2 separate regions of the Homo sapiens genome follow, and region 1 is linked to region 2. Evidence: chromatin contacts called from ENCODE Hi-C or POLR2A ChIA-PET data. All regions are on one chromosome and are shown on one strand. Each heading gives the region's core, a stretch centred on a gene start or an enhancer-like site at or near the end of the contact. The rest is flanking DNA. Distances are from core to core; before and after follow the strand shown.

Region 1 (5,261 bases), core at 43-2,542, 77 kb after region 2:
CTTTTGTTCCTGCCAGTTGCATAGCAACCAAGCTAGCTGACTGCCTGCTGGCAGGAGGGAATTGTTTAGCTTTGATTTCTTAGGAGAGGAGCCAGGCATCGCCTACCAGGAGGGGGAGAAAATTGTTAGAAGCCCTGCAATGGAGGTGTGGGAAGATGCTTCTCCTTAGGAGGGTGTGGACTGATGTGCATTCCTGTGTTGCCCACTTAGACAGAGTCCACCTGAGACTTCTCTGCCAGGAAGGGCTAGGCAGTTAGTTGCTAAGAGATGTGAGCCCGAAGTCATCCTTCTGTGAAATGGGCTGCCGTGTAATGTATGAGTTCCCCACTGCTGGAGACAGCTTGGCTAGGTTGGGTGAGTGTGTTAGGCATTCAAATACAGAAGGAGTGGATAGATGAGGCCTTTTCAGTTCCATTTCAATTCCAAGATGTGCTGTCCTGGTGCTTGGGACCTGCTCTGGGGCTCTGGTCTTTGGTGGCTGGGGAGGGAGAAGTAGGCGGCATAGTGGAAAAACATCTGCCCGTAATCCTCTCCCCAGTACACAGGCAGGCCACGTTTTAGTAGCAGCATCTCATTCTCCCAGGCGAACTGAGTAATAGCAGCTTACGTTTATTGAATGCCTGCCAGAAGCCCAGCTACCAAGCTCTATGCCTTTCGTATATATTTTTTGTAATAGAATGCAGTATATTCATAAAAGCTCTCTTCTCCCCGTCCCAGTCCCCAGGGCAATTTTGTGTTTATCATTCTAGACTTTTCCTCTGTATTTACAAGTCTTTCTAATCCTCACAAAATCTCTGCCATTTTTGTTGTTGTTGTTGTTCTTCCGAGATGGAGTCTTGCTCTGTCACCCAGGCTGCAGTACAGTGGCTCGATCTTGGCTCACAGCAGCCTCAAACTCCTGGGCTCAAGCAATTCTCCCACCTCAGTCTCCTGAGTAGCTCAGACTATAGACACAGGCTAATTTTTGTATTTTTTTGTAGAGATGGGGGTCTCGCTTTGTTGCCTAAGCTGGTCTTGAACTCTGGGCTCAGGAGTGGTGGTGATCCACCTGTCTCGGCTTCCTAAAGTGCTGGGATTACAGGCATGAGCCATTACCCTCGGCCAAAATCTCTGCTCTTTTACCCCCATGTTACAGAAGAGGAAATTAAGGCTCAGAGAGGTAAAGAATCTTACCTGAGGTCCCACAGCTAGGGAAGCTGAGATTCCAAGCCAGATCCCTCCAGCCCTAGAGTGGATGCCATTTCTGTGACTCGGCACTTGTCTTGGAGTGTTTCCATGATGGCACTCTGACAAGTGCTTGGTGACTTCTCTGTCAGTTGTTAAAGCAACTGTCTCAAGAGACCTGGCCTCTCCCGGACCCTGGCCTGTTTGGGTGGCTCGGCACCCTCAGCTCTGTAGCTTGCTCTGTATGCTGGGGCTCACTGGTACATGGCTCCCCAACAAGCAGTGCTGTATGCACCATGCTGGACAAGGTGGGCAGAAGCCTGCCCGAGAATAGGTCAGTCCGTTTCGATTGTAGTATTCTCTGAATACAACTGGTCCCAAGGGAAGACCTCCGACCTCCGTCCTTTGGGAAGAGAGGGCAGCATGTCTGACTTTGGCCGAGTGGGGTTGTGGGGAGTTCTGAGTGGGTGTACATGTGATGTGCCGTGGGGTGGGCCCTTTTCCCATCTGCCACAGCTCTGAACCCGTGCTGTTGCTCATCACGGCTTCTGCCAGAGGCACTTAACTTGAGTTTGAAAGCACAATCCAGAAGGCCGGTGGTCGTGTCACGGCTCTGCCTTCATCTGTTTCATCAGTAAGTCTTTCTTGAACTTCTTCTATGTGTTGGACATTGTCCTAGGTTCTGAATATATTGTGACCAGAATAGACCATTTTTTGTCCCCATGGAGCTTATATTTTAGTGGACTTTACTTTCCCATCTGGTCCAAGTCTCTGTCTTCTCATGTAAACAAGGGACAGAATGACCTGTAGTAATCCCACTTGGCACAATTGTTAGGGTAAGAGAGCTGTTGTCATCTCGCCAGCAGCATCCTTTCTTCCCTTGTCTTGCCTAGCCGTGTGGTGCCTGGCTCCCCGGTGGGGGTCTGCTGTGGGGATGCCCCTTCCCTCAGCGTTTGCCCACTGTTCTGTGTTGGTAGATGCAGGATCAGCAGAGCCTCCCTTACTCCCTGGAAGCCCTGGAGATTTGTGGCTCATCCAGCTAGACTCAGCAAAGGCACTTAGGGTCAGCAGTTGGGACCAACAACCCCCTGGAGGACTCAGCCCACCTGGCCGCTGGGCCTGAAGCAGAGGTTGGGAGACACTGTCGGTAGCACAGGGAGAAAGTCTCGGCCTCTGCAAGTTCCCAGCTGTTTGACCTTAGGCAGGCCCCTTCCTGTCTCTGAGCCTCTGCAGCTTCAGGCAGTTAGGGAGGCTGAGCTATGCACAGCAAGGTTCACAAGAGTCACACAGAGATGTGTGGGAGGTGATAGTTACTCCAAAACAGATCTGTGGGCATCTGGCTACTGGTCACCCTGATGGGAGACTCCCACTTAGGTGTAAAATTAGGAAGTTGTTTTGTGGCTGAGGAAGTGCTATAACGATGCTTAGGATGGAGAAGACATAATTGTGGTTTTCAGTGATTTGAAGGGCTGGTTGTGGAAGACTGACTAGCCTCATTTGATCTGGTTCCAAAGGATAGGACTAGGAAGTTAGGCCTGTCATGTGCCAGGCACTGGTCTAGGTTCTCTCCTTTCATCCTCACTGCAGCCTGTGAAGCATTATCCCCATTTACAGATGGGAAAAATTGATGTTTAGAGGGATTAAATAAAACCACAGAAGGTTATACAGCTTGTAAGGGGCAGAGCTGGGATTTGAGCCCAGATCTCCAAAGCTGGAATGATGTAATGGGGGCACATTTTCATTTGATTTAAGAAGCATTAGTTTAAAATCTTAGAACTGACCAGTAGTAGAATAGGCTTTTGGGAAGAGAGTGAGCTTCCAGACCTAGTCATGTTGAACCAGGGGGCTTATGGGAGTTGATGAGGGGAGATTTTCTGCCTCGAGGCCACCTCAGTCCTGCCCTCAGCCCCTTTGTTCCCCAGAAAGTGGGGGAAAGTGGAGGGCGAGGGCGCAGTGAAAGTATTTCTTCTAGATGAGGGCCTGGGATTTACCAGTGAGGATTTTACAAGGCCTGAGACGTAGGCTCCAAGTATGGGAAAAAATTTTCCCGTTTCCCAGTTTTGGGAAAACTGTGTTGGATGGCCTTATGGGTGACCTCAGGAATGTCTCTGTGGCCTGAGGTTGAACTGAGCATTGAGTGTGTTTTACTTTTGGAATCAGGAAATAAAAACAGAACTCTGTAAAGTTATTTTTAAAAAATATGGCTGGGTGCAGTGGCTTATGCCTGTAATCCCAGCACTTTGGGAGGCCAAGGCGGGCGGATCACTTGAGGTCAGGAGTTCGAGACCAGCCTAGCCAACATGGCAAAACCCTGTCTTTACTAAAAATACAAAAATTAGCTGGGCGTGGTGGTGCATGCCTGTAATCCCAGCTACTCAGCAGGCTGAGGCAGGAGAATCGCTTGAACCCAGGAGGCAGAGGTTGTAGTGAGCCAAGGTTGCGCCACCGTATTCCAGCATGGGCGACAGAGTGAGACTCCGTCTTAAAAAAAAAAAAAAAGAAAATTAAAAATATGCCCAAGGCATCATCATCATCCTTCCTTAAATAATACTGGGCTGGGCATGGTGGCTTACACCTTTAATCCCAGCACTTTAGGAGGCTGCAGTGGGAGGATGGCAGATACTTGAGGATGTGTTCTCTCAAAACGACAGTAATCTAAGAAAAATCCATTGAATCCAGGAAACAAGAATCCAACTCAAGAGGAGGACAGGATATTCTAAGGATACTAATGGATGTGAGTTCCAGAGAGGTATTAGACCTTATGGGGAAGGAGACAGAGGCTCCAGGAGATGACGAGGCTGGTGGATCTCCTGACGCATTCATAATATCGAGTGTCGTAGCCGATGGAGAGTTTGAGAATGAATTTGTGATAAGTACACCAAGTGTTGAAGTTTGTTGTCTTTGGGGCAGGGAAATGGGGGGTTGGGACTTGAGTCCTGGTTTCCTTTATAATGATAGTTTTTAAATTTTAATAATGCGTAAAGATGTTACTCTGATCAAAATAGAAAATTACATTAAAAACAAAAGTATCAAATACTACTAATAAAGATTAGTATTATCAGGGTTGTATTTGCTCAGAAACTTCAGCCCTGACACCTGTTCAGTGTGGGTACAATGGATTCCATGGTACCAGGGATTGTGGGGAGGGAGAGATGCAGCATGGACTAGTGCTTGGTGCCTTGCTTGGAGTCATTGAGTATTAGAGACCCACAAGATATCCTGTACCAGGCCAGGGAGCTGGTGGATGGGTAATGATGATAGATGTCCCTGGATGGGCTTCAGGGAGTCTGTAAAATTGTGTGTTTTATGATTTTTCTATATTTTCTCCATGAAATATATCTTGCTTTTTATAACGGAGGAAAAATTCTGGTAATTTTTTTTTTAAATAGAGACTAGGTCTCACTATGTTGCCCAGGCTGGTCTTGAACTCCTGAGCTCAAGTGATCCTCCTGCCTCAGCCTCTCAAAGTGCTGGAATTACTTTTAGTATTTTACATATTACATAATTACATACTTGCTATTCTTTGGGAACCCATTCATATTATTTCATGCCTCACAGTAACTCAGAATAACATTCATATCATTTCATTCCTCACATAATACTGCAGATATTATTCTTTTTTTCCAAGTGAGGAAATTGGGGTGAAATGTGCTTGTCATGTAGGTAGTAAGTGACAGAGCTGGGCTTTGGAGTCAGCTCTTTTTTTTTTTTTTTTTTTTGAGATGGAGTTTCACTCTTGTTGCCCAGGCTGGAGTGCAATGGTGCAGTCTCAGCTCACTGCAACCTCCACTTCCCGGGTTCAAGTGATTCTCCTGCCTCAGCCTCCTGAGTAGCTGGGATTATAGGCGTGTGCGACCACACTCTGCTAATTTTTTTGTATTTTTATTAGAGACGAGGTTTCTCCATGTTGGTCAGGCTAGTCTCAAACTGCCAACCTCAGGTAATCCACCCACCTCAGCCTCCCAAAGTGCTGGGATCCGTGAGCCACTGCTCCTGGTCAGGTTAAGTTATCTTCACTGTGCCACATTGCCCCTTGTAAACAGCAGGTTATAGTTCAGGTTTTTAGGACAGCGAGCCACACCCTCCCCTGCCTGGCT
Region 2 (5,807 bases), core at 780-3,279:
GACAGCACATCTCGACCCTTCTCCTTCCCCTCCACCCCAGCTCCTTCAAGGACAAATTCCGAAGCTGGACACATGCCCCCTTCCTTTACTGCACCCTATTACCAGACAGCCCTTCACACACTGCCCCGTGGCTGTGCCAGGCTGGCCCAGCTGGCAGCTCCTGACGTCAGCAGCTAATCCGGGAAAGCTGCCAGCCAGAGATAGGGGTGAGCAGCAAAGGAAATCAGAAACAGGTTTTAAGATGGGTGCCCCAACCCCCCAGCCAGCCCTCAGGGAGCTTTCATCAGCCTCTCACTTAAGCAAATCCTCGCAACCATGCGTCCTGATGCCCGGTCCCCTCAGGATTAAGTAAGTGCTGAGCAGGAGGCTTTTATTTTAAGCTGCAGCTCTGTCATCAGGAGCTAGGCACACAGCAAGCCACTGCCTAGCTGTCCCATAGGTTTCTCCAAACAGAGTAGTGGGCGTCCACTCAGGTCTGGATTTCAGGCTGACTCCAGGAAGTCCAGACTACAGGGAGGTAGAGGGGACGGGGCAAAGGTCAAGGATCAGAGGTAGAGGGGACAGGACAAGGGCCTCAGTGTGTTGCCTCCAGCTGGCCCTCCCTCTTAAGGCACAAGGCCCGGTGCACCATTCCTCACTGTTCTTATGTCTTCCCAGCGTACAGCACGCAGGACGGTGCTATGGTTTGAATGTCTCCCCAGAATATATGGGTTGGAAACTTAATCCCTAATGCAATAGTGTTGGGAGGTGGGTCTTAATGGAAGGTGTTTACATCGTAAGGCCTCCACCCTCACGAATGGATATAAAAGAGCTTGAGGTGGCTGGGTGCGGTGGCTCATGCCTGTCATCCCAGCACTTTGGGAGGCTAAGGCGGGCAGATCACCTGAGGTTGGGAGTTCAAGACCAGCCTGACCAACATGGAGAAAGCCCGTCTCTACTAAAAAGACAAAAATTAGCTGAGCGTGGTGGCGCACGCCTGTAATCCCAGCTGCTTGGGAGGCTGAGGCAGGAGAATTGCTTAAACCCGAGAGGCAGAGGTTGTGGTGAGCCGAGATCGGGCCATTGCACTTCAGCCTGGCCAAGAAGAGCGAAACTCCATCTTAAAAACAAAGAGCTTGAAGCTGCACGTTGGAGCTCTTGCTCCCTCTCACCATGGGATGCCTTCTGCCACGTTATGACACAGCAAGAGGGCCCTCACCAGATGCAGCCCTCGATCTTGGGCTTCCCGGCTTCCCGAGCTGTCAGAAATAAATCTCTATTCATACCAGCACAAAATGGGGCTGGATGCAGTGGCTCATGCCTGTAATCCCAGCACTTTGGGAGGCCAAGGCAGGCAGATCATCTGAGTTAAGGAGTTCGAGACCAGCCTTGCCAACATGGTGAAACCCTGTCTCTACAAAAATACAAAAATTAGCTGGGCATGGTGGCGGGCACCTGTAATCCCAGCTACACAGGAGGCTGAGGCTGAAGAATTGCTTGATCCCAGGAGGCGGAAGTTGCAGTGAGCCAAGATCATGCCATTGCACTCCAGCCTGGGTGACGAGCGAAACTCTGTCTCAAAAAAAAAAAAAATTTCCTGTAGAGACAGGGTCTTAACTGTATTGCCCAGGCTGGCCTCAAACTCTTGGCCTCAAGTGATCCTTTCACCTTGGCCTCCCAAAGTGCTGAGATTACAGATGTGAACCACCGAGCCTTGCCTTTCTTCCTCTCCATCCTTGGCACCCAAGTCTAGTTCTTTAACCCATTTGCTCCTCCTGGGTCTTCCCAACTCCTTCCTGTTTCAGAGCCATTGCACTTGCTGTTCCTTCTGCCTGGAGTGCGTGCCCCCACATCTCCTCAGCCTCGCTCTGTTCTCAGTGCCTGGCCTGCCCATGCGCAGCAGCAGTAGCTGCTCCCCAAATATCTGCTGACCTGGCTGTGGGGAGGATAACACCAGAGCTGGGTGTGACAGCGGTGTTGTATCACCACCAGGTGGAGCTGTAGACACGTCCTGGGCGGTGACCTCGGGTCCAGCCTCCAGATCTGTCCTCTCAGCAAAGCCTCCAGGGCCCTCCGTGCCAGGCAGTGCTGTGGGCACCAGCTGACTCAGCCGCCGCCCCTCCTGCCCTCCAATGGCTACTGGCATACGTGGTCCAAGGGCTTGCACAGAAGCCTGGGAGGAAGGGAGGGCTGGCTGCCGCCCAAGGCCTGTGCTTCTAGGCTCTTTCTGGGGAGGGAGGGGACGTGGAGGGAGTTGGGTGGGGATGGTAGCTCAGCCAGGCATCTGGGATGAGGGGTTCTGCAGAGGCGTCGGACTTGGAGTCTATCTGCTGCCTGAATTTGTATCCCACCACCCCCAGTCCTCCATATGCCTTTGACAAGCCTGGCTCTGAGCCTCAGTTTCCCCATCTGTCAAAAAGAGAGAATAGACTGGGCACAGTGGCACTTTCAGAGGCCAAGATGAGCGGATCACTTGAGCTCAGGAATTCAAGACCATCCTGGCCAATATGGTGAAACCCCATCTCTACTAAAAATACAAAAAAATTGGGGCCAGGCCTGGTGGCTCATGCCTGTAATCCCAGCACTTTGGGAGGCTGAGGCAGGTGGATCACGAGGTTAGGAGTTCAAGACCAGCCTGGCCAAGATGGTGAAACCCCATCTCTACTAAAAATGCAAAAATTAGCCGGGCGTGGTGGTGCGCACCTGTAATTCCATCTACTCGGGAAGCAGAGAATTGCTTAAACCTGTGAGGCAGAGGTTTCAGTGAGCCAAGATCGCACCACTGCACTCCAGCCTGGGCGACAAAGAGTGAGACTCCATCTCAAAAACAAAAACAATAACAAAAAAATTAGCCAGGTGTGGTGGCAGGCACCTGTAGTCCCAGCTACTCGGGAGGCTGAGGCAGCAGAATCACCTGAACCTGGGAGTCAGAGGCTGCAGTGAGCTGAGATTGCACCACTGCACTCCAGCCTGGGCAACAGAGAGAGACTCTGGCTCAAAAATAAAAAAAAGTGGGCCGGGCACGGTGGCTCGTGCCTGTAATCCCAGCACTTTGGGAGGCTGAGGCGGGCAGATCACAAGGTCAGGAGATCGAGACCATCCTGGCTAACACGGTGAAACCCCGTTTCTACTAAAAATACAAAACAAAAAATTAGCACTTGTAGTCCCAACTACTCGGGATGCTGAGGCAGGAGAATGGTGTGAACCCAGGAGGCAGAGCTTGCAGTGATCCGAGATTGTGCCACTGCACTCCAGCCTGGGCGAGAGCGAGACTGTCTAAATAAATAAATAAATGTTAAATTTTTTTTTAAAATAAATAAAGAATAAATGGGCCGGGTGCAGTGGCTCATACCTGTAATCCCAGCACTTTGGGAGGCTGAGGCGGGCGGATCATGAGGTCAGGAGATCGAGACCATCCTGGCTAACACGGTGAAACCCCATCTCTACTAAAAAATACAAAAAATTAGCTGGGCGTGGTGGCGGGCACCTGTAGTCCCAGCTACTCGGGAGGCTGAGGCAGGAGAATGGCGTGAACCTGGGAGGCAGAGCTTGCAGTGAGCCGAGATTGCACCACTACACTCCAGACTGGGCGACAGAGCGAGACGCCGTCTCAAAAAAAAAAAAAAAAGAATAAATGTGGGCAAGAACTGGAACCCCATGGGGTGCACGGAGCAGGCCTGCCATATCAGGATGAGGCCAAGGAGGGAGCTTTTTCAGGGGCCTCCTCGAGTGGGGGTGGTGTGTGCAGGTACCGTGTGTGTGGGTTGGGGAAAAGGTGGGTGGACAGGAAACCAGGGGCCCCTGGGGCCTCAGCACTGCCTTTTCAAGTGGGGCAAGATCTCTGGGGCCTCCCCTGCCCTGAGGCCCAGAGCCTGAGTTGCCCGAGTGCCTGTGTCTCAGTGTGTGTACAATTGTGTCTATGTGTGTCTGTGACTGTTCCTGGGTATATGTGTGTGCGTCCAACTGCGTCTGGCAGGGTTAGCATATGTGTACACAAATGGGTCTGTGTGTGTCCTCACCAGGGACTCTCTCACCTTGACCGAGGAGTCCGCGGATCCCAGGGCACCAGGAGGTTTCTTTCTTTCTTTTTTTTTTTTGAGATGGAGTCTTGCTCTGTCGCCCAGGCTGGAGTGCAGTGGTGCTATCTCGGCTCACTGCAAGCTCTGCCTTCCGGGTTCATGCCATTCTCCTGCCTCAGCCTCCCGAGTAGCTGGGACTACAGGCACCCACCACCACACCTGGCTAATTTTTTTTTTTTTTTTTTTGTATTTTTGGTAGAGACGGGATTTCACCATGTTAGCCAGGATGGTGTCGATCTCCTGACCTCGTGATCCGCCCGCCTCGGCCTCACAAAGTGCTGGGAGTACAGGCGTGAGCCATTGCACCCGGCCCAGGAGGTTTCATATCCATGCCAGGAGGGGCCCACAGGGCCTGGGGCAGCTGCTCAATTGGCAGCTGGGGCAGTGCCCTGTGAAGGCTCTGGGGTACCCTGCTTCTGTTCCAGCCCCCTACCCCCATCCCCAGTCCCTAGTAACTGGATCTTCTCTCTCCATCTCTCCCCTGGAAGGACCCAGTGCTTCCTGATTTGCATGATATTTACATACATTTGAATTTAGATCCCTGCTTCCCTGAGGCATACAGCATTATTCTCACTCCTGCCAGAGTAGTCAAGGAGGCTGTGGACTTCCTTAGCATAAGGGAGTCCAGGGATTAAGCTGGAGGGGCCCAACACCTCCCCTCTTCCCCATACAGAGTCAGCCTGGCTCTTTTCCTGCTCAAGATATGTGATTATTTAATTAATTAATTTATTTTTTGAGACTGTTTCACTCTGTCACCCAGGCTGGAGTGCAGTGGTGTGATCTTGGCTCACTGCAACCTCTGCCTCCTGGGTTCAAGTGATTCTCCTGCCTTAGCCTCTCAAGTACCTGGGATTACAGGCGCATGCCACCACACACAGCTACTTTTTGTATTTTTAGTGGAGATGGGGTTTCACCATGTCGGCCAGGCTGGTCTCGAACTCCTGACCTCAAGTGATCTGCCCGCCTCAGCCTCCCAAAGTGCTGGGATAACAGGTGTGAGCCACCGTGCCTGGTCATGTAATTATTGAGCACTTACTGTGTCAGTTTTTGTTTTTTTGAGACAGAGTCTTGCTCTGTTGTCCAGGCTGGAGTGCAGTGGCACAATCTCAGCTCTCAGCTCACTGCAATCTCCGCCTCCCGAGTTCAAGTGATTCTCCTCCCTCAGCCTCCTGGATAGCTGGGATTACAGGTGCCCGACATCACCCCTGACCAAGTTTTGTATTTTTAATAGAGACGGGGTTTCATCATGTTGGTCGGGCTGGTCTTGAACTCCTGATCTAAAGCTATCCACCTTCCTCCGCCTCCCAAAGTGCTGGGATTATAGGCGTGAGCCACCACACCCGGCCAGATTTTTTTTTTTAATTGAGATGAGGGTCTCCCTGTGTTGCCCAGGCTGGTCTCAAACTCCTGGGCTCAAGTGATCCTCCCACCTCAGCCTCCCAAAGTGCTGGAATTACAGGCATGAACTATACCGTGCCAGGACAGCAGATGCTTTCTATGCCCATTCATTTCAACCTCACAACAGCCCTTTACGGTATCTTTACATCCATTTTATAGATAGGAAAACAGGTTCAGAACAATTAAGTGACTTGGTTGAGACCACCCAGTAAGTAGGATTTGAACCCAGCTCTGGTGAACTTTCTGTTGACACGGCTGGAGTGTGGGCTTAGTAAGGGGGCCTAGGCACTTTCTTTCTTGGCTCCTGCCCTTGAGTAACAAACCTGGCTCTTGCTCTTTTGACTCAAGGGT

What was found. A loop is a pair of places that touch in the nucleus more often than their neighbours do. ChIA-PET counts read pairs that join two places held with the same protein, here RNA polymerase II (POLR2A). Pooled maps may share reads with other maps.
Region 1: a map of gastrocnemius medialis shows a loop between it and region 2 (4-fold over the local background). The contact joins two enhancer-like sites. A Hi-C loop is called at or near these places in 5 of 168 maps with a recorded cell type or tissue (ascending aorta, gastrocnemius medialis, ovary and 1 more), 11 of 37 single-sample maps with no recorded cell type and 8 of 50 pooled maps. POLR2A ChIA-PET finds 5 or more read pairs at or near these places in 22 of 52 experiments (AG04450, B cell, CD4-positive, alpha-beta memory T cell and 16 more).

What each region holds. Positions count from the first base shown.
Region 1 is chr22:41,480,009-41,485,269 of GRCh38, forward strand. All of the region lies in intron 1 of ACO2 (aconitase 2), which reads left to right. Among named protein-coding and RNA genes, the nearest start is that of ACO2, 14 kb to the left of the region's middle. Within about 2 kb of position 1,293, at least 15 of the 41 ENCODE cell types and tissues checked have a DNase peak (open chromatin) inside an H3K27ac peak, as active enhancers do; they include GM12878, gastrocnemius medialis and thyroid gland, where a contact is called at or near this core.
Region 2 is chr22:41,402,007-41,407,813 of GRCh38, forward strand. No RefSeq gene overlaps it. Among named protein-coding and RNA genes, the nearest start is that of TEF, 23 kb to the left of the region's middle. RefSeq lists an enhancer at 462-606 and a cis regulatory region at 528-541. Within about 2 kb of position 2,030, at least 10 of the 41 ENCODE cell types and tissues checked have a DNase peak (open chromatin) inside an H3K27ac peak, as active enhancers do; they include GM12878, gastrocnemius medialis and thyroid gland, where a contact is called at or near this core.